2 separate regions of the Mus musculus genome follow, and region 1 is linked to region 2. A link is a loop called in an ENCODE intact Hi-C map of the cell type or tissue named here. Cell type or tissue: heart. All regions are shown on one strand. Links, peaks and the distances in the headings refer to the core of each region. The heading gives the core; the rest is flanking DNA.

What was found. Peaks named below come from ENCODE experiments on the same cell type or tissue, not always from the same donor. Only the 100,000 strongest peaks of a DNase experiment are listed, where the experiment ranks them.
Region 1: it touches region 2 in a loop (4-fold over the local background); 2 of 42 quality-filtered maps call a loop at or near these places.

The regions. Positions count from the first base shown.
Region 1 is chr11:106,377,928-106,389,414 of GRCm38, forward strand. It overlaps Icam2 (intercellular adhesion molecule 2), which reads right to left and starts at 4,854. Exons shown (of 4, transcript NM_010494.2): 1 at 4,503-4,854; 2 at 2,740-3,012; 3 at 719-1,036; 4 at 1-67. The coding sequence starts at 4,557. In heart, for the core only: CTCF peaks have their summits at 3,282 (motif pointing right) and 4,131 (motif pointing left); DNase peaks (open chromatin) are centred at 4,174, 4,804 and 5,644; H3K4me3 peaks cover 2,770 bases; H3K27ac peaks cover 2,412 bases.
Region 2 is chr11:105,939,257-105,950,824 of GRCm38, forward strand. It overlaps Cyb561 (cytochrome b-561), which reads right to left and starts at 5,231. Exons shown (of 6, transcript NM_007805.5): 1 at 4,855-5,231. In heart, for the core only: a CTCF peak has its summit at 5,206; DNase peaks (open chromatin) are centred at 4,055, 4,445, 5,265, 5,665 and 2 weaker places; H3K4me3 peaks cover 2,378 bases; H3K27ac peaks cover 1,568 bases; H3K27me3 peaks cover 5,648 bases.

The sequences.
Region 1 (11,487 bases), core at 1-8,000, 440 kb after region 2:
ACAAATAAGAACAGCAGTATTGACACCACCACGATGATGATGACCATTTGGTTGTCCTGCATCGGCTCTGGGGAGGCAAAAGGCAGTGGTCTCAGAGATGGTCAGATGCTAGGGCCCCGGGAGTCTGCTCATCACTCCATGACCTCTCATACATTCCACAGTCATCCCGGTAGCAGCGAGTGTCTGCCTCCAGAGTGACATCTAAGAAGAAGGTGGCCTATGTTCTAAGCCATCAGGCAGCGCAGACACCCTTCTCTTCCAGCAGCCCCTGATACCAGTGCCATGGCATCCAGATACCATGGCCTGGAGGACGTCATGGTCAGGTTTAGACCATGCCTTTCTCAGGCAGAGCTGAGTGAGCTTCAGGTGAGCTCTCTGACAACAGGCTTTGGCTGTAGAGAATCACAGAACAGCAGTGCTCTGAGGAGCCTGGGGATCAGGCCAGCCAGCCTTCTCATTGTAGAAAGAGAGAGCTCACTGCCACACATGGCTACACAGCTCAGTAATGGCCAAGCCAGCTGGTTGAGCTCTTCTGGCTTCTGGAAAAGTTAGGGTTCAGCGTGGAATTGGAGAGAGCCAGGGAATCAGGGTATAAGAGGGAACCCTCAGAATTATATGCACACATCAGACTACCTAGGAGTGAGGCTCGTGAGTTTTCTTTCCCCACGTTGCCAAGAAGTGCTACCTCTAACCCTCTCAGCCAATAGGGTCTCCTTACCATAGACTTCAAGGATCTGGTACTCCGAGATGCTGCGGATGATATACCCACCATGGGGCCGTAGATCCAGCTCAGCCTGGCAGGAAAAGTTGAGACCGTCCTTTTTCAGAGCTGTGCTGTTGAACGTGGCTGTGGCCTCTTGGGGGACAGTTTCTGCTCCCCCAAAGGTCTGATTCTTCAGGGTCTCTCTGCCACGGAGCAGAGAGAGGGTGAGCCTCTCAAGGGGCTGCACAGGGGACACCGTGCACTCAATGGTGAAGTCTTCACCCACAAACACCCGAGGCGGCTGCAGCTTCAGTGTGACTTGAGCTGGAGGCTCTGCAGGAGACAAAGGAGGAAGGCCAGACAGGATGGAACTGTGTCCCTGCATGTCCTGCCGGGCTAAGGCCCACTCCTCGTATCCCAAATCCCTAGCTAAACTTGAGAAAGAGGAAGTGAGCGTGGCCTGCTCAGTGGAAGAGGGAGGAAGAGGAGGTGTATGGTAGAGGGTGTGCAGGGTGCTAGCTCTGCTCTGCAGACATGGTTTGGAAAATAGAAAAGGGGTCTACAAAGAGAAGATGCGGAAATGGTACAGCCAGGCTGACTGGTGAGATGGCTCAGTGGTTAAGAGCACTGACTGCTCTTCCAGAGGTCCTGAGTTCAATTCCCAGCAACCACATGATGGCTCACAACCATCTGTAATGGGACCTGCTTCCCCCTTCTGAATGTACACAATATAAAATAAGTAAGTCTTTTGAAAGAAAGAAAGAAAGAAAGAAAGAAAGAAAGAAAGAAAGAAAGAAAGAAAGAAAGAAAGAAAGAAAGAAAGAAAGAAAGACAGGGAGGAAGGGAGGAAGGGAGGAAGGGAGGAAGGGAGGAAGGGAGGAAGGGAGGAAGGGAGGAAGGGAGGAAGGGAGGAAGGAAGGGTACAACCAACTAGAAGGATTTAAAAAACTATCTGGGGCCAGGGAGTGGTAGCACACACCTTTAGTCCCAGCACTTGGGAGGCAGAGGCAGGCAGATTTCTGAGTTCAAGGCCAGCCTGATCTACAAAGTAAATTCCAGAACAGCCAGGGCTATACAGAGAAACTCTGTCTCAAAAAACCAAAAGCAAAACCCAAACCAAAATAAAACAAAAACAAAAACAAACAAACAAGCAAACAAGCAAATAGGAAAGTCGGGGCCTGTTTCCATCCTCTCTAGATACTAAACACAAACTTCAAATTAAACAGCTGGGTTTCTGTGCTGTGAACATCTGGAAGGAAGCACGTGGGTTGCTGACTGAGCTTCCTCACGATGCTGGGACAGGAGTCAGGTTTGCCTCGTTTCTCCAGTTAGATTGACCAATATAATTCCAGATCGACTGAATGAGTGCTACGGTGGTACCCCAGTTCCCTTCTAAATTAGAGCACGTCTCCTCCACTCACTCCTACACACCTAGGACCTAGGACATCTATTCTTTGACCCATTGATGTCACTAAGACACTGAGAGAATCCTGGCCTACCCTGGCAGGTGTGTACGCAAGGTTCACACACTTGCCACAGGTCCTTGGAGAGAACAACGAGAATACTGCTGCACAGCACCTCCACTTTCCTCATGAAATGAGGGAGCTACTAGAGAAGGCTAGCTCCCCTGACTGACTCGCTGCTGCTCGTGAGGGAGTGAGTGCCCTGGTGGCTGAACTAGGGTAGGAAGTGACATCAGGGTCTGTGCAAACCTTGGCTGGACTGACCTTCTTGGAGCAAGGGTCACAACCTGCACAGTTTGCTTCTGAGGTACAGGAGGACTCATGGAGTCCAACCAGGGCTGTAAGCAGGTCCTGAGCCCGCAGGTCTGTCCTGCTTGTAGCTCAGGAGCCAAAGGAGATGAATCCCATGATGAGAAGACCCAGGAGAAGTCACTGAGCAGTTAGTGTGTAGTAGTAGTAGTGGTGGTGGTGGTGGTGGTAGTGGTGGTGGTAGTAGCGGTAGTTGCAGCAGTAGCAGTAGTAGTAGACATGGGCACTGTACTGGGGAGTAGAGCCCCCAGCATAGACACTCACGGTACACCCTGATGTTGAGACTCTCCGAGTGCTGCTTTCCCGAACACGTGAAATGGCAAAAGAAGACCGTGTCTTTGGAGACGTTTGAGACTAAGAACTGTTTCCACTTCCCTTGAGGATGCTCTTCCAACATTATTTTATTCGTGGGCGTCTCCAGGCCGCCCATGTCTGGGGCTGCGCAGTTGGTGCTGCAGTTGATTTTCCAAGACTCTGTGGCTTCTACTATCTGCTTCTCGGACCATATGTAGACCTCAAAGGCCTTCTCACCAGACCCTGTAAAACCAAAAGCACTTGGCAGCAGACGTCTCTGATGCCTGTCCTTGGGGCTCTCTATTACCAGTGGCCCAAGGAGACAGGTCACCTTTGGTTGGCCCCTTTCCTCCAGTCCCTTTATCAGTCAGCCCTAGGTCAGTCTTCCTCAAGCCTACTTTCGGCTTCCTTAAGCTCCCGTACAATGTTCCCTCTGTCATGAAGACACCTCTGAGAATGGAGGTAAACTCTGAGCTCACATCACCATCGAAAACTGACAGGATGCCCTCTGGGTGGCGGCAAAGCTCCAGGGAAAGAGAGTAGAGGTAGTGGAGGGACTCCATTTTTAATAACGTAGCTAATAAGAGATGTTGAAGCAAAGACAGAGGGAGGTAGAGAACCTTTCATGCGCTGTGGGAGCACCTTGCAGATAAACGGAGCCGCTGGCTCGCAGACCTGCCATCGGGAGCATGCGTTCATGAAGCAATGGAGAACGGAGATGACCAAACCTTAGCAAGGAAGAGGAATGGTGGAAATAAGACCAGAAAAGCAACAGGCCACCATCAAAAGGACCTGTTGCATAAAGCTCATAATTTATGTTGATGCTCTGTAGACATCGTTGGAGCCAGGACATTTAGGCTGGGCCTGAGTTTCCCATGTTTCTCTTTATGGTGACTACACAGCTCTATGCAGGACAGACATTTGGGATGTACCTGGTGTAAGACAATGGGGCCCTCGGTATTCACCTCCACTCTGTGAGGACCACGATGGTCCTGGATCCTGGCTAGCAGGGTCCCTACACATGGCTTGTCTTTCTCCCTCCCCACTCAGCCATCAGCTAGTGACATTCAATTCAGCGGCAAAGGAGGGGCTTTCCATGTAGATAGTGCTGGACTTGAACTTTCAACGTTGGTTATATATATTCTTTCTGTGAGCCTCAGTTTCTTCACTTGTTAAAAGGGATCATGTGCCCTCCCCTGGGTCCTGAGTGCAATTAGGCTTGGAAGCGTTTGGCAGGTTGTCTAAGACATAGGACACTCAGCACGTAGAGGCTGTGTCCTTCCAGGTCTCCTTGACCCACTGAAACAGCTTTCATTTTCATTTTGTTCTGCCAGTGAGCACAGTATCATCGGCTGCCCTCTGCTGTCCACTAGGCCCCTTTGGCATGCTGCCTCATCTCCGCTTAGCCCCTGGCATTCCTTCTGGAGTCTCCCATTTACCCACTGTCCACCACCCCCAACGTCGGTAGCCTGTCACATCAACATTCATTGATGAATGTTTCATCGACATTCCCAGATCTCTGAGTTTGTTCCCTCTAGTATCCAAAAGGCCTTGATCCTAGTCCTTAGCCTGGGGCCATGAGAAACCAAAGCCAGGCTGACACAGTCTTCTTTACCTATGGTGGAGAGGCCTCTGTGGCCAGGATGTCCCCTTCCCCCACCCCGATGCCTGAGGAGTATTAGTACTTCCCACCCTAAGATGCCATGTGCTGAAACCCCTGGGAGCTGGCTTACCTGGGCTGTAGAACAGGATAAGAAGAGACAGGCTCCAGCAAGCAAAAGAAGACATCTCAGGTGGGGTCTGTGGGGTCTGTGGAGTCTATGGGCTTCAGGGGCACAGCTGACGGCTGCCTGGAGGGTTAGGGAGAGATGTCTGCTACAGGTCGGGGAGTGAAGCCTGGCGCTCCCAACTGAAATCCACAATCTCCTCTGTGCCAGTGAGCTCATTTCCTCTAATTATCTGAGATCAGGAAACAATATGCACAGACCAGCTCCCAAGCCTTTAGGGCCTCAAGAATTCATGCAGAGGAAGCCAGGAAGCAGCAGATAAGCAGGGGTGTAACAGGGTTCTCTCACGTTGCATGCTCCCTGTGCGGGGATAGGAAAGCAATGGGAAATCACATGCAGGAAGTGTGTGTGCATGCATGAATGTGTGCAAGCTTGCATGCACTTACGTGTTTTGTGTGTGGGTGGGGGGAGTGTACATGGAATTTCTTTAACTGTACATTGGGCAGAGTGAGGTCTCCAAGATTCAGATCAGGGGAACTCTGAATTCTACCAGGCCTCGGTTGGCGTCATCTCTGGAAAGATGATATCCAAAGTTAGAACGCAGTCACATAGTAATCTCTTGCTAATGCCCTGCGTATATCTGCATGTCTCAATGTCTCATTTAGTTTCCAGCAGAAGCCTAGCCCTAATTCAGCCAACACAGGGCTCAGAGATTGCAAAAGGGCAGCCCACAGTCGTCTCCTGGGGCCCAGGAGGTCAGGAAACAGTGCCTACAACCTATTCCCAAACCCTAGACTCTTTCCTGGCCTTGTCAGTTAGTGCTTTCCTGTGCATCTCCTTACTTCAGGCAGGACCTTGGTCTTCCTAGCCTTCCTTCCGGGCACACTTCACCACAGGCAGAGAACTTTGGATACACGGCCTTCCCAGGAGGCACTGTGTTCACCATATTTAGTCAACCTTACTGTCTTAGTTCTGTCTTAGAACCTGGGGGATAGGCAGGGCAAAAGCAGGCCTCCTTGCTTTCTCGGTAGAATCCCAGAAAGGGCCTATCCAAAGGAAGCCCCAGGGTTTTGAGGGCTCATTATTGGAGCTCAGGAAGCCACCTGCAGGACCAGCTCCCAGTCCATTGTGTCCTCCAGATTTCAAGTAGAGGAAGCCTCAATGGCTCAGCCAGTGACCCTGTGACATCCTGTCCTTCCCACAGTGCTGAGTAGTGGCTGTTGTATATAGCTATCTAGTGCAGATGTTATCAGCCTGGATCAAGGGAAGTCCCCACATGAGGCTGTTGGGCTTTGAGATTCCACCAGAAAGCGAAGACCAGGTAAGGAGAGAAAAGAGGGAGAAGGGAGAAGTGGGGTGGGGTAGAGTGGGGGGAGGGTGGGGGAAGGGTGGGGGGAGGGTGGGAGTATCTGATCACACATTAGGCTGATAGAGTCCTGAGAACAGGGGACTGGAGGGCTTCAAGGGTTTTGGGTGATAAGGTGGGGGTTGGCCTTCTCTGGGTAATAATAATAATAATAATAAATAATAATGTGATAATAATACAGCAACACAAATGGGCAGACAAACAGACACCACTTAGGCAGGGAAGGAGTTGTCTTTTCATTTTTGGAGGGGTGTTGGTGACTGAGTCGCTACGGCTTCATGCATGCTAGACACATGCCAAGAGCTGCATCCCTAGACTCTTGGTGTTTTTCCCACCCCGCTAAGTGGTCCACACTGGCCTAGAGCTCGCTTTGCAGTTCACGTTCAGAGAACTTTGTCATCAGGTGGTGTGAGCACCACAGTGTGTCCACACAAACCTAGACGGTACAGGACACTACCGTCCTGTACATAGTTAGACGTGTTATACTTGAACACAGCTGCACCACAGTAGCACACTAACACCACCAGGAGAATCTGGGAGTGATGCATTCAATGTTGTCACCGGGCTGTGATGGCTATAAGGCCTCTATGTGGTATGACTTTTGTAGCTCCAGTGTAATCTTCTGGGACCTCTATTGTACGTACATGTGGCCTGTCATGGATGAGAGTGTTGTCTTGGAGCAGGTGACTATACCTACGTCAGGCTGGTCACTGTCAATGCGCTCCCTAAATATGACCTGCTTACTCCTGAATTCTACAAGCTCAACTATGACTACTGTTCTCATCTCCTAGAAGGAGAAACTGAGGCACAGAGAGGCTAAGTGGCTCCACCAAGGTCACATACCGTGGGAAAGGTGAAGTCCCTATGAGTGGCAGGCAGCTATGGTAGCTGAGAAAGCTCAAAGGAAGCCATTGTGAGGATCAGGTTCTCCCAAGACCTTTGGGAGGGACATGCAAGGCCAGAGGAAACTTCCAGACAGGGCTCAAAAAGAAAGCAAGTAACTATCATCAGAACAACCATGGAAATAGAGAGGGCTATATAGAGACTGATCACACCCCAGAAGGAGAGGGGGGCTGCTGGGGCTGGGAAGGGAAGTGGGAGGTGTCTTAGGGATAGCTTCATTTTGTAAGATTGGTCCAAATATAACATGCAGAACAATGTGAACGTGATTGGCTGCAAATAAATAAACGAATGGGCACAGAGCATCCCTTTTATGTATAGTACCACCACTAAAAAAGAAAAATAAGCCAGGCGATGGCCCTGCGTACCTTTAATCCCAGTACCTAGGAGGCAGAGGCAGGCAGATCTCTGAGTTCGAGGCCACCCTGGTCAACAGAGCAAGTTCTAGGACAGCCAGGGCCACACAAAGAAATCCTGTCTCCAAACAAACAAACAAACAAACAAAACCAACCAACCCATAAACAAATGAATGAGATAAAACCAAATAGAATAAAAATAAACCTGGGCTGTGGTAGTGCATGCCTTTGATCTCAGTATTTGGGAGGCAGAGGTAGATGGATGTCTTGAGTTCAAGGCCAGCATGGTTAGAGTGAGTTCCAGAATAGCCAGGGCTACAGAGAGAAACCCTGTCTCAAAAAAAAAAAAAAAAAAAAAAGAAAGAATGAATGAATGAGCGAGCAAGCCAGCCAGGTGTGCTGACCCAGTTGTATAATCCCAGCACCACTTGGATGGCTGAGACAGGTGGATGGCAAATTTGAAGCTAGTTTGGGCTACTGTCAACCCCTCTACCCAATAAGAAAAGGTAAAAGCTATAAATAATGTATGCCATAAAATATGGAACAAAGGAAACAAAATTCCAGAAAAATTAGCTTTACAGACTTAATTTGAGAAGAAATAAAAAGTCTGAGGGGCTCCTGGGACAGCTCACTGAGAGGGTAAAGGCTCTAGCCACCAAGTCTGGTGACTTGAGCTTGACCCCTGGGACCCCCATGTGACAACTGACCCTCACAAGCCCTCTGTCTTCTCTATGAGGGCTGTGGCACTTATGTGCCCCTGAAATAAAATGTAATGAAATACACAAGAAAGATCATTTCTTTCCCAACTGATATACAGATTCAGTGAAATCCCAGTGAATCCCAATACGGTTGTTTATGGAAACAGAAGGCTGGTCATGAAGTGTTTGTGAAGGAATAAAAGATTCAGGGCACACAGGAAGGAGAAGAGGGGAAATTTGCTCTTTGAATATTGAGATTTAATATAAAATATTAATACGAGTGTCAGATCAACTAATGAGTCCTAGTTTCTAGACCCTAGAAACACATCTGTGACTAAATCAGACCATGGTGACACTGGAAGGCTGGGTTAGAAGAAAGGTCTGATATGTGAGACTGGGCCAACTGATTAACTAGATGGGAAAGGGAGGGGGCGGGGCATCCTTACATCACATCAATGGAGAACTCAATTCCATTCACATTAAGTACTCATATGTGAAGGAAAACGTCATAGACATTGACCAGAAAATGTAAGGGAATATTATGTCGTTGAGGTAAGGTATTAGGCAAGACTTCAAAACTGTCAGTCGTAAACAATAGGGGCCAGGGATGTAGCTCAGTGCGTAGAGTGCTTCCCTGGTACGCACAGGTCCTAGGTTCCATTCCCAGCACCGAAAAATAACCAAACAAATTAAGTCATTGATAGCTGAGTGCATCAAATCCACAAAACAATTTCCAAGGAAAGAGGACATTACTTTTAACTCAACAGTAGCCAGGAAATTAAAATGAAAACTATTAAGTTGGCAGAGGTTAAGAAAGCACCACGGAGCTATCTCTCCACACACAGTCCTCCTATCAGATACAGACATGCCCTAAAAGAACTTTTGTGCTGAGACTCAGGAAACATATACATTCACTTACTACAGTCTGTGTGACCTTGGACAAATCTTTCAATCTCTTGATGTGTCCGACCCCTCACCTGTAAAATGGGATTAATGGTAGTATCTCCTTCACAGAACTGTTGTGTGAATTTAAAGAGTTAATCTTCCCTCTCTAGACAGAGTCCTCTGTAGCCCAGGCTGACCTCAAATTTGATCTAGAGCTAAGGCTGGCCTTCAAACTCCTGTTCCTTCTGTCTTCATCATGCAAATACAAGGAGTGCAGGCAGCTGCCACCACATCTGGCTCAAGTGAGTTGATGTTTTAAGGGATTTAGAATGCTAGGCACCATGTAACTGTTTCATAAAATAAAAATAAGCGTGTTTGAATGACCAAGGACCTCAAAGAAAAACTAACACAAAATTCTAGCAAGTAGGGGGAAAGAGGGTGGCCCCTTAGGGGTGAAGTCCACTGTAGGGGGAATCTTTGGTGCAATGTGTGGAAGATTCACCTGTCAATAAAAGACCATTGGCCTATGAGCTTAGGCAGGAAATAGGGAGGTGGGAGCTCCGGTAGAGAGAGAGGCTTTCTGGGATAGAGTCAGAGGTGAGGGAGATTGCCCTGTAACGATAAAGAGAGGCAACAAGCCGTTCATAGAACAGAGCAAACAGGTAATTGAGATATATGCTCGTTGGGGAATAGGCTGAGCTTACGCCTAAGCTTTTATTCATATATAATTCTGTCTCCATGTCATTATTTCAGGAATCTTGGGCATCGGTGTGAAGCCCTTGGCTACAGTCCATGAAAGTCTTAGTGACATTTCACCCACAACCATTACATCACTGTGCACTATGGTGACAGATATCTCACCGACACCTTCTTATACAGTATGGGTTCAATTTTACAGAATGAAGACGAAGAGGAAAGGAAAATTCCTGAAGGTCTGCAGGGAAAGAGGAGGCTTGGTGGGAATGTGGGCCATAGCTTTGATGGGTCCCCTGTCTCTAACTGGCATTGGTCTCAAGATGAGAACCACTTGAGAAAAGGGGTCTGTCCCTTCTCACGCCCATGTGGACCTGGGGTTATGAAATCTGTATGACTTTAATCCCAACACTAGGGAGACAGAATCAGGGGTTGCTCTGTGTGTTCCAGGTCAGCTAGGGCTATGTTTCTAAATCTGTAACCTAAAGGGATGCCACCCAGAGCAGGAAGGGAGGGAAGAAAACAAAACAGGAAACAGTCACTAAGGCGGGGCAGAGATGGTGGGCTGGGGACCAGAAAAACAAATGTTTAGAAACTTTTAGGGAGGTGCTCCACTGAGAAGAAGAGATCAGAATTCAGGCTTACTTAACACTCAAGAGGCCAAAAGTTCCCTGCTGCTGGGCTCCTGGGAGGGGAACTGGGGAAAGCCAGATGCTGTGACTTACCGCGTGCTGGCAATTGGGGATCCTGCCGCAATGTGGTTGTGTGTGTAAGTTTCTACCAGTTGAACTGTTAACTCTCTCAGGAGTCACGTGTTTCCTGTGCTGTGGTTTCTACACCAAATTAACATGACTTTAGCTCTACTACCGGTTTTTACTACACACTGTCCTAAAATATACCTAAGAAAATCTATCACTTTGTGGGTTTTCTTGGGGGAGGGCAGGATCCTCATCACATAGACCAGGCTAGCCCCAAATTCAGTTTTCCAGCCTCAGCCTTTTGAGGGCTAGCTAGGGTTACAGGCATGAGCCACCACACCCAACTCTTCGGTTGACTTCTCTAGGTCCTTCTGTGATGGCTTCATGTATTCAGCATCTTCAGGGTTCAGCCATGTGGCAGAACATCCTTTTCTAAGGCTGAGGACGGCTTCATTGGATACAGTGACCACCACATTTTTGTTTATCAGTTCCCTGTCCACAGCTGGACCCCTGTGATACTTGCACTTTCTAGCTGTTGTAAATATTGTTGCTATGATGTAGTATGCAAATTCCCATTGTCTTTTTAGCTTTTTTTAAAAAGATTTATTTATTATTATATATAAGTACACTGTAGCTGTCTTCAGGCACAACAGAAGAAGGCGTCAAATCTCATTACGGATGGCTGTGAGTCACCATGTGGTTGCTGGGATTTGAACTCAGGACCTTCGGAAGAGCAGTCAGTGCTCTTAGCCATCTCTCCATCACACACACCCCCATTGTCTTTTTTACAAAAACTTATTAGTGCGCATATTTATTTAGTGTGCACACGTTCATGAGTGCAGATATGTGTGCCACGAGACGCAGAGAACACGTTAGCTCTCTCTTACCATGTGGGTCCTGAGGATTGAACTCTGGTCATCGGGTTCCATATACACCGTTTTTTGCTGAGCTACCTTGTTGGTTCAAATTCCAGTTTTCAATTTGTCTTTCTCTCTGCTCTCTGGCTACCACAAAGTAAGTATTTCAACCCCCTGCCCCCCCCCCCCCCCCCCGCTCCCTGCCACAATGTTCTATGTGTCCACTGCCCAGGAACAACAGCGCCAAGTGGCCATTGCCTGAAAGAACCCTGAACTCATGACCTAAAATTCTTTAAAAGAGAGTAAGGACCTCTGGGAGATCTGTAAGTCACTCAGGGACCATCTTTGAAAGACATCGTGGGACTATGTTCCTTCCTCTTTGCGTCCCAGCTGGAAATGTGGCGGACCCCTATCCATGAATGCTTCAGCCACTGCAGAAAGGTGCGATTATATAATACTACAGAACCGTGCATTTGAAACTGGTTAAAGGGCCAGGCAAGTTCAGCTTCAGTTCTTTGGGAACACAAAGCTGTGTCAG
Region 2 (11,568 bases), core at 1,729-9,728:
GCGGTTCAGTAACTCCACACTACTGCACTGTAGGTCTCTAGCTGAGCCCCGACCTCCTGCCAGCGGGCTCTGCCGTCCTACCCTGAATATTCAGGAGACTGGTTCTCGACATTCACGGAATACGCACTACTCGGAGGCTGGTATGAACCCAGGCTAGCCCCTTTCTCAAATTCTTGACATTTTCTTTCATGCTACCCCTGTCGTGTGGGAATTCTTTCTGAAGCCCTGGCCAAGAGTAAACTCCTGTTTCTGAATTCTTGCTGCTATCCTTGTCTGTTCCCAATGTGACTGCAAAATCCCATGCCAGGTCTGTCCTCCCTCCGAGTCCCACCCCACGGACATTTCAGCCTCATCCAAGATCAGCGTCCTCTCCTCACAACATCCCAGATAACCATGGACTGCTCTGCTCCTGCCCAGGGAGTCCACTGAAGGTTACACAGCGCCGCAGGGGCTCCCTGGTCTCTGTTATCCCTTTCCTCTCGGCCATCTCTGCAGCCATACCAGACCACGCTAGCCTCTCCCTAGTCAATCTGCCTGACACACCTGGACACGCCTAGCTTTGTAAGTCATATCACCCCAGCTGCCACACCATCCTAAATTATCTTTCTGCAGCCCCACTATGTTCCCACCAGGTCCATGTGGGGGCTTCACCGCCCCTGCAGTAACAACACACCTGCTGTTATTGCGGTCCTCCTAGTGTTGCCCAGCCTCCTCCTCTGCTCCCTGCCGCCTACACTGCCTCCCAGATTCACCCCAGGGCAATGGCACCTTGCTCACTACTTTGTCCCCAAGTGCAGCTCCACCCCCTCCTCTGTCCTCAAGGCTCCCCCAAAACTTCCTTACCCTCTTGGGTTCTGCTCTAGATTAGTCCCACGATGCTCTCGAGGGAAATGTCTCCTGCCCTGCTCCTTAAAGGCAAGAAGGTCACTTCACCCTTCTCCGAGACTCTCGGGTATCCAACAGAGAAAGAATGCTGTGCCCCTGTAGTCTTCTGTCCTGCCTCCTCCTCCTCTCCAGGTCACTCCTCCCTTATTGGATTCATCTCTTTAGAGCCCGAAGCACGACAGAATCTGATTAGCTCCCCATCAGAAAGAAGAGCAAGAGCAGCCTTCTTCAGACCTCCTGGAATACAAAGGGCAGGTCTGGGATGCAGGGGTCAGGCACTTGACCAGCCACGGCCTGCTTTTTCTGTCCCAGTCAGTCTTCTCTCGAAATGGGCAGAAACCCTAGAGAAAGTCTCTTCACAAGGGAGTGAGTGAGAGGATGGCTTTACCATCCCACTGAAAATTCCTTCTGGAATTCCCTATGAAGCAAATGTCTAAGTGCTCCCTGCACCCACCCCAGAGTGAGTGAGACGGGCTCGTATGCACCAGCAGGGTGGAGACCCAACAGCCAGTGAACCCCACACCCTGAACCAAGCACTTTGTACCCTCTCTGTTTAACCCTCAACAATACTGTGGGCATAACAAGCGTGCTACCCTAATGTGACTGATGGGAAAATTAGGGCACAGAGACAATAACTAAAGTTAGGGCTCAAAGACAGTAACTAAAGGACATGCCCAAAGTTACCATCAGCAAATAGCTGCTACTCTGGCTGCTGCTCCTTATAGCGGGCAATGTTAAATGCTAGAACTCCACAGAAAAGATGTGGGCCCTGCCGGCAGGGGCTTTCAGACAAATATTAATAGTAGCTGATGTTACAACAAGGGCCATAGAGGGCAGAGCACTTGCCAGGCATACTCAAGGCCTAAATTCAGTCTCCAGCTCTGCCAAAGGTGGGGGGTAGGGAGTGGACAATAAAAACCCAAGCCATCCCTGCATGGCCCTCCCCACCAGAACAGGAGATGGGCACCTTTGGGCTCTCTCCTCTGAGTCTCCTGCTAGCAGTGTGACTCTGAACTTCCTAATGCCCAGTAACTAAGGTGGCACTGTCACACGTTCCAAACACTTAAGCCAGTCAAAGCTTTAGTGGCCCCAGATAAATAGGAGAATCTCCCTGGCCCCTGCTCATCCCCAGCACTGCCCGAGCGCCAGGCACAGGGGCTGCCTGCAGCTCTCTGGAGAAAAAGGTTCCAGGGGAGGGAGGGAGAGGCAGCATCTTCATTTCCCATCTACTCTCAGGTAGGACACCCAGACAAGCGAGGACGCCAGCCTGGGGACAGAGTGAGCCAGACTGGCCTCAGGAAATACACCCTTTGAAGGTAAGGCTACAAGGTGATGTAAGAGGCAGGAGGGGGGCATGGATGCCCCCAAGGCTCTGGACAGAGCTGCTCAACCCATAGCAAGCCTGTATCCGCGAGCTTTAGAGGACTTGTGGATTGCTCCCGTGTAAGCATGTGTTTGCATCGCAGCCCCTGGCTCTGCTCTCTCTGTAGGCTCTTCTCGCCTCTGTGTTTCCAGAGCACAACAGTAGCTCATCACCCCTCAGGCTGGAAATGGTCACTCCTGACCCTGGGTTTCCTCTGCCCCCACAGATCTGTGTTCTCTCTCCTTTTCCCTCCCTCTCCTTTCTCTCAAAACATGATCTCACAGTGTAACCCAGGCTGGCTTCTAACTAGATATCCCCCTGCCTCAGCCTCTTGACACATCGCACTATAGTTCAGAGCTTTGCAAGGAACTGGTGCTTGTGTGGCCCCTTACATGGCTACTCTCCTTCCTTTCAGTTCAGGGTGGGGTGACAGATCTCTGGGCTGTGACAGTTCAAACAGATACACCCCCAATCTCCACAGGCCACCTGCAGACTGGCTCCCACTTAATGTAATCACACGGGGACATGGCTACCCTCGGGGCTCGACCTGTGCAGAGCACCACGCTCCTTCTCCAAGCCCACTGTGTTTTATTAAAAGGCAACCAGGCCTAACCTCATTACTGGTACCAGATGCACATGCTGAACAGCCCAGGAGGCAGAGCAGAGCACAGGGAAGCAGCAAACCTGGCTTGGCCACAGCCCTCCCCATCAGCAGCAGGCTTTAACTGAGTTAGGAAAGACTGCAGTGGGGGAAGGGACTAGAGCTTTCCTTGATGGGTAAGATCCTAAGACACGATGAGACAAAAGGCAAAAAGAAGCTGAGCGGTAGCACGGGGCACCCAGGATGCGCCAGGAAGGAAGGAGGGTCAGCATCAGGTGTGCCTCTGCACCAGAACTTGCCAAGAGTTAAAAATAAAAGAGCCTGCTTCATTTCAGAATGGAAGAGCTGAACTTTAGGGGTTGAAATGGTTTATGTTTTTAATCCAGTCTGTATGTTGTCTTTACACCAGGGAAATTTGAAAAATATCATTATTTATTTTTATGGAGGAAGGGCTCCCATGAATGCCAACCACCTAAGGCATGGGAGCATTTGTGTGTTCCACTGTTTCCTACTGTGTGCCATCAGGGAGGCCTTGTCCATTCTCCAAGCTGGCCTCCTCAACTGTGGGGTCGGGGAGGAGGAGAGCGGGGTGGAGTGGGGACCTTAAGACCTACCTCATTGGACTTCGGACAACTTAAATGGAAAAAAAAAATATGCACAAGTGCTTAGCACAGTGCCTGCCACCTAGCTAGGACCTAAGCAAACAGCAGTTGAACAAAAATAACATCTCCTAAACGTCATAGTGACGTCAACGGACCCATGAAGATGACCAGATCCCTCCTGCCCCACCACCAACCCATTCATTCCCCCTATAGAGTACAAACTTCTAGAGCGAGGAAGACTGTCAAACAGTCTGCCTTTAGTTCTTGTTGCGGGGGAGGGGGCGTTAGACCAAGATCTCCCTCTGTAGGTCTGCTGGCTTTAAACGTTCAGTCTCCCTGCATCAGGCTCCCACATTCTAGGAACACAGCCTCTTGTCACCACAAGTGACCTAGGTGGTAATTTTAATGTCTGAAATTTCATATTCCCACTTGTACTCTAATTAATTGTGAGGCGATTAGAAAATGGAACGCAAGGCCTGGCATGGCCTTTAATCCCAGCATTCAGATGTCTGTAAGTTCAAGAAACCTGGGCTCTGCCTACCCAGGGACAATGGCAGGGCAGGGCATCTGTGTGCAACTCTACTTCTGGTTCCAGGAGCTCCTCCTACAAGGGGTGGGGTTGGAGCAGTCCAGTATTTTCCTCCCAGATCCAAGTGCTGAGGAGCAATCAAGGTATCTAAGGGAGGTGAGAACACTTTGCTTTTTGTTTTGTTAAGAAGCGGACAGAACTCAGGTATCGGAGATGGGGCTTTTCTTAAAGAAAATTGCCAAGACAAAAAAAGGAAGGGCAACCAAAAGTGTCTGTGACTTGTGGTGCTGCAGCGCCTGTGGAAAGGTGGTAAGGGTAAGAAGAGAAGTGACCGGAAAGGGGGAGGTGGCCTGGCTACCACTCCAGGAGTCAGAGGCGGCAGCAGATCCCTCTCTCCGAGAAGTTCCGCCCCTGAGTCACTTCCAAGGCCAAAGCACGAAGCCAGGCGTTCTGCCAGGATAGGAACTAGTTATCCTGCCCGAGGACGGTGGGATGCGGAAGAAGAGAAAGAGGATCCACCAGGCCCGCACCTGAGCGCAGGGACCGGCCGCGGGGACAGTGGGAGCTCAGTCGTGGCGAATGCAGATTGGTCCACTCCCACCCACTTTGTTCTACAGTACAGCCGCAGGCCCCTGGACTTGAATTCAAGTCACCAGCAGTCCCCATTCTAACTCGGGCAGACGCGGCCCGCGCTCCCCCGGCTGCCTTGCCGGGTGCCAGCAGCACAACACCCGCGTCAGGGGACAAGCCGGGCAGCGCCGGGTCGGTGCGGGCAGGTGCGCGCGGAAGGGCGGCTCGAAGCCCTGCCTCACCTGGCCACAGTCCCCTCCGCCCCTCCGCGCGGAACTCGGCTCCCCACCTCCCCGTCGCCTACCTTGTCCCGCCGCCGCCAGGCCTGCGCGCGTCCACGCGCCGCGCCCCGGACGCTCGGCAGGTTCCACGAGCCTCGGCGCGACGGCGTCGCCATGGAGACGGGGCGGCGGCGGGGAAGCGGTAGCGCGCGCGAGGAGGCGACGGTCACCTGCGCCGGAAGTCCCGCCAGGCGCCGGCACTCGGTAGGGCACCTCGGCTACACCGACCCGCACTCAGGACCCGAACTCCAGCAGCTTCGGGACTGGCTCCGGACTGGCTCGGGACCGGCGTGCGGGGAAGGTTAGCGGCGCGGGTTCGGCGCCCGGGTTCCCGGTCTCTAGCTTCTCGCTCGCTACTCTCCACGCCCAAACCCAGGAGGCCGCTAGGTGTCAGGCCTGGCCTGGGCCCAAGCTCAGCTCCGGGAACCCAGGGTCACCTCTTCCAGCCCTCGTGGGCGGAGATGGCACTTTACACTTTACTGGAAGGCTGGGAATAACCCTGCCCTTCCGCATCTGCACACCAGCCACATTGACCACATAGACACTGTTGTTGATACAGTTTGCCTCCCATTTTTTCCACTCCAGGATACACACACACACACACACACACACACACACACACACACAGAGAGAGAGAGAGAGAGAGAGACAGAGACACCAATCTAAGGGTAAATTGTGTCCTTCCAACTTCTCATTTAAGTCCTAGACCTGGTGTATGCCAAGGTCTGTACTTAAGACTGTTGCCAAGACCAAGGCTGGGAGCTTAGCAGATCCTGGCCCGCTATCCAGGAAATGCTACGAATAGATAAGAGCCTAGCTCAGACTTCCTACAAGCTGGGAACAAAAGGTTCTTTCCTGTTGGATGCCTGGCCAGACTCACGGAGAGGAGGAGAGAAATGGGGTATTTTACCTTGTGAGGCAAAGCATGACTGTGAAGGCAGTCCCTGGAACACCTCAGCATGCTGGGAGCTGCCCACTGGTAGAAGCCAGAATTGGGGCGGGGGCTCCTTCTTAGAGGGTGGGTATGCTGTCTAGTGTACGGTTGAGAGAGAACCAAAAACCGGAATTACCTTATGGTAACTTTTCGTCTGGCAGAAGCTAATGGGCTTTTTAAGGTAAGCAACAGCTTCCTTGGTGGTGCAGGCAATAAATACATGCTTATAAACTAAACATGGCGCTGAGCCATTTCTCATTGTTTGCTGGGTATATTTGGGCTCCTGGGAGGAAAAGGAGGGACCGATTTTGGCAGGATGGAATCTTGTTTAAGTGTTGGTCTTAAAGTGCCTTCCAAGACCCGGGGAGGCTCCTGTTGGGAGAGTCCTTTGTTGGATCATCCCCTACCTCATTCCTTCAAGTCTCCAAGCTGACTGCTTCACAGTGCATTTCCTGACCGCCAGTGTGGCAGTATGGGAAAGACTAGAGTTATGACGACCACACATACACTCACACACACTCACGATGCAGGGAGGGGGTCTCTGAGCGAAAGGCCTTAAGGAGCAAAAAAAGGCACCGAGCAGAATAAATTTTGTCCTCATAACCAGGACGCCAGACCTAAGGCAGACCCACTCCCACCTGGCACATTCTTTCTCCCCAGGGCTACCCAGTGCAGAAAGCTGAGGGGAAAACCAGGATTCCTAGTTACATTTCTATCTTAGAAATTTAGCATGAATAGATCCTAAGCGTTTCTCAAATGTAACCAGGTCTTGTGTGTGTGTGTTTGTGTGTGTGTACGTGCACACGTGTACACACGTGCATCTGTGAGAGGTATTGACTTTTCTCTGTATAACCCTGGCTGTCCTGGAACACACTCTCTGTAGACCAGGCTGTCTTCAAATTCAGAGACCTGCCTGCCTCTGCCTCCTGGGTGCTGGAATTAAAGTTGTGTGCTACCACCACCCAGCCTGGTTTTACTTTGAAGGTAAGTTTTTAGTTTTTTGTTCATTTCACCAGGGAAGCCTAGTGTAGGTGTAGCTCCCAAGTGTTTCTGGAGTCCTTAGAGTCCAGAGGAATGTGAAAAGCGATACAAGAATCCACATGCCTGAGCCAAACAAATTTATATCAGTTCCAAAAACTGGGCCCTGCCCTACAATATCCCCTGGAGAGCTCTCAGCTCAGCAGCCACGGCCACCAGCAGCAGCAAGCAGGTCCTGTGTCCACCACCCTGAGACTGAGGCAGCAGCATCCTCAGGTCCCTTCAGGTTGTGGATATACATAATGGTTACTGTGATCAAGTTGAAAATAGAACCATGAATCACTATGGAAGAAAAGCTTATCTTCCAGATACATGGTCACTGAAGGTGACCAAGACAGCAGAGACCCAGGAAGGATCAGAGCATCTACTGGAACAACCCACCATGGGGGCAAGAGCAGCAGCCAGGCAAGACACCAGCCACAGTGCTTCCAGAGCCAGCAGTAAAGACAGCCACCTGAGACCTCAGGAACACTAAGGGCAGGGGACACGGGACATCAAAGACTGAGTTGTTGCCCATCCATGGTTGATCCCAAGGTTGGTCCATTCTGAGAAAAATAAGACTTAGACAAACAGCACACTGTAATTACAGAACTCAAATGTGGAGACCAGGCGAGGTGTGCCGTCAGGCAGAGGTTTTCCTCTGCTGGGCCCTGAAGGAGCAGGACACGCGCTGGCTAGGGCCTGTGGGGAACCAGCCTTGAGCAGGAAGTGGTGGTGTTATCTACCAACTAGGGCTCTTGATCAGGTTCAGCTCCTCTGACGGTTAAAGAACCAGAAGGCAGGGAAGATCTCGAACTCCGAAAACAGGAGCAGACAGTCAGCATCCGCGGTTGAGGCTTTTTCTTTTGATTTATTGGGACCGTGGAAACACGTGCACACACAGCAAACACCCAGAGAAAAAGAGCTTCAAACAGAGAAGAGACTCTGGAAACCAGAAAATCCAGTCTCCTCTCCAGGGCTGGGGTTCCTCCTCTAAGTTAGGATTGGCCAGTTCAGAACACAGACAGGGTTGCCGATTGGCCCACAGTTGTTGTGTAAACACATCTTGAACTTGTTGGGCCAATCCATCAGCAGTTGGCCGGTGGTGGGAGAAGATGCCCACAGGGCCTTTGTTTTAAGCTGTCAGGTTTTTGTCTCGGGTCTGGAGGGTGAGGAAGAAGCTGGCCACCTTGGCAGGTCACCATCTTTATTACCAAACATGTCCCCTCTCTCTAACTGCCTACCGAGGAGTCTGTCTAACTCCTGTCCCTCAGTGTGACAGCACTGGGAGACCATGCTTTCAGGGATCACTCTACTCTTTCCTTCCTGTTCTCCTCCCCCTCTCCTCCCTTCTTCCTCCCTTCAGGAATGGGTTCACTGGGCACCTGCTGTGTGCCAGGCTTTGTTCTAGGCCCTGAAAAGAAGACAGTAAGACAGGGCCCTGCTTCCATGTAACTCCAGTGATGTGGGACAGAACAAAGATCAGAACGGAAACTTCAAATGCCATATATACACACATTCATGCGTGGGCAGATGGACGTCTACACACCAACCTAATCGGATGAATCGTAGGTGTCACGCATCAACACAGCAAGCACGAGAAGGTTATAAAGCAGGAGCCAGAGAGCAGAGGTGGCTGTCCCAAGGCCAGCGCTAAGGAAGGCTGTCTGAGGAGACTGTAGGACTGTGGCTGTGAGGAGCCTGGGGAAGGGAATTCCCAGGAAGGGCTGAGGAGAGATGTGTGCCAGGCATGTGTGAGGCTATCTGCCTGCTGCCCTGCCCTCTGCCACTCCTAGATGGAGAACTTAGCTGAGTATGCAGAGATGGGAGACAGGCATATAAACAGCTCATCAGAGAGCAGAGGTTGAAGGTACAAACTGTGTGCCTGGGTGTACTGGCTAGTTTTGTGTCAACTTGACACAGCTGGAGTTATCACAGAGAAAGGAGCTTCAGTTGAGGAAATGTCTCCATGAGATACAACTGTAGGGCATTTTCTCAATTAGTGATCAAGGGGGAAAGGCCCCTTGTGGGTGGGACCATCTCTGGGCTGGTAGTCTTGGTTCTATAAGAGCAAGCCAGGGGAAGCAAGCCAGTAAGTAACATCCCTCCATGGCCTCTGCATCAGCTCCTGCTTCCTGACCTGCTTGAGTTCCAGTCCTGACTTCCTTGGTGATGAACAGCAGTATGGAAGTGTAAGCTGAATAAACCCTTTCCTTTCCAACTTGCTTCTTGGTCGTGATGTTTGTGCAGGAATAGAAACCCTGACTAAGACACTGGGTTCCCCACAACTGCAATGTGCAGGGCACCAGGGCAATCACCATAGACCCATTAAGTGTAGCTGTGTCTAACCACATTGGCTGTGATTGGCAGGGCCCTAGCCAGACTCCCTGTAACCCAGCCCGGGCATTCCTGTGGCTAGTAATGGGGCTAACAGGAAGCCCTGGGCCTCAGCCAGCCTGATACCACCCACTCTGCAGCCTTCCCTCCAAGAAAGAAGTGAGAGGTTTGTGCCCAAGTCAGGTCCCCCATCTCCCTGCTTCCTTCCCTAGCCAGCCAGCCAGGCAGGCATCAAGCACTGAGGGCCTGCAGTGAGAACAGCAAAGGCAACACAGAAGCTGGAGCCAGGCAGAAAGCCCTGAGTGCAGAGGTGTCACACCCTCCAACAGTGTCAGCACGTGTAGGAAGGAGGAGATGCTGGTCCCAGCCTTCTGATCATCTACACCTACCAACCATAAACCTCAGGGCAGGGACTCCTGCACTTTGTCCAAAGCCTCTGGGAGTTCCCACCTTGGTCCCTGAAGCCCCTGATGCTGTCGGGGCAGGGCCTGGTTCTCAGCCAAGTTCTGCATCCCAGGGTGTCTTAGGGTTTCTATTCCTGCACAAACATCATCACCAAAAAGCAAGTTGGGGAGGAAAAAGTTTATTCAGCTTACTCTTCCACATTGCTGTTCATCAGTAAAGGAAGTCGGGACTGGAACTCAAGCAGGTCAGGAATCAGGAGCTGATGCAGAGGCCATGGAGGGATGTTCCTTACTGGCTTGCTCAGCCTGCTCTCTTATAGAACGAAGACTACCAGCCCAGAGATGGCACCACCCACATGGGGACCTACCCCCTTGATCACTAATTGAAAAAATGCCTTAGAGCTGGATCTCCTGGAGGCACTTCCCCAACTGAACTTCCTTTCTCTGTGATAACTCCAGCCTGTGTCGAGTTGACACAAAACTAGCCAGTACACTGGGGACACCATGGGGTACTCGGTGACCTGTTTGAGTGGAACCAAGCATGACCTGGGGCTGTGTCCCCCTGCAGGCTGTGGGCTGGAGTCCAGTCAGTAATTCCCAGACAGAGCTCTGTCTCAACCTCCTCCCTGACCATGATTGTAGCTACGTCTAGAAGAGCAGAAGGTGATGAGGTAGCAGTGAGAGGCTGGGCCAGGTCCCACCTCCAGTGGCCACACTGTCGACCCTCCAAGGCCTGTTGTCCTGAGTCCAAGATTTGACCTCGCCATGTTCTCTCCCTCCCACCACCATCCTTCCTCCTCCTCTTAACCATTGCCTCAAGTACCGCTATCAGAGAGAATCTTTCATCTGAAGGTACCTTGACCCAGACTCTCCCTTACCAAGGAAGCCATAGGCAGTGTGAGAAGCTGAGGGAATTACCCCAAGCAAATCTGTCTTAGGCCTCGCCACCCCTGTGGGGTCCTCCATCCTTCCTGCTCTTTCCAAGGGGCTGGCACAGGAACCCTCAGACCTTTGCCCTCTTTATACACCTGCCACCTGCCTCCCCAGGAGCACGCCATGGCCTGGTCTCTTGCCCAGCCATCGTAGTTGCTGCAACTGTCCCCTTGCCTTGGGACTTTTGCCTGGCACCTGCACAAAAGCGTCCTCTAGAGGTGCTTTTTAGAACAGAGCAATGCTTCCAGGTGAACTGAGAACAACCACCTCCCCCACGGGGAAGAAAGAGCCTCTACTGGCCCATCATGGTGCAATCAGGGTTCTAAGCCTGGAGCCCTGGCTCCAGCTAGGCTCAGCTGTCAGCCTCTATCACAGACAGAGATAGAGACAAAAAGCAGAGAGGCCATTCTTGCCTTCCATCTAGTGTGAGACAGGCCGTCTTTGTTGCTTTGCCACAGTGTGTGTATGGCTGACCCTCCTGGGGATTCTCCCATTGCTGCCTCTCAGCTCCCCTGTAGAAGCGATGGGATCACAGAGGCTCTGCGCTCAGCTCCTCTGCGCTCAGCTTTTATGTAGGCTCTGGGATTTGAACTTAGGTCCTCAGGTTTGCTGCCCTTGGAGCCATCTCCCCAGCCCCAAGGGAATTGGGGCCTCGAACTCAGAAATCCGCCTGCCTCTGCCTCCCGAGTGCTGGGATTAAAGGCGTGCGCCACCACGGCCCGCTCAGGAATTTTTTTTTTCTAATACCTCATTTATTCTCATCACCATTTTAGGAAAGAAATATATTTTAAGTACAAAAAAATTAGAATAGCTATTTAGAATAAAAACTATTGTGATAGGAAAGGTGAGCTAAGCCACAAATAACAGTCTGCCATTCCGGCCCTAGGAAAAGAGAAGCAGAGGCGATTTCAGGCTAGTTCCTGGAATCCTGTCTCAAAAGATTGTGGGGGTAGGGGAGGGCGTGTCAGCATTCCGCCACCTCCCTTGCTGACTCAGGAAGGAGCTATCAGAGTCAGCTGGCCTATGAGAAGCACACTCTCAGGTCCATATGGAATGGAACCAGACCTGGTGACATGGAGGAGACAGGGGCCACATCAGGAAGGACTTTGTAC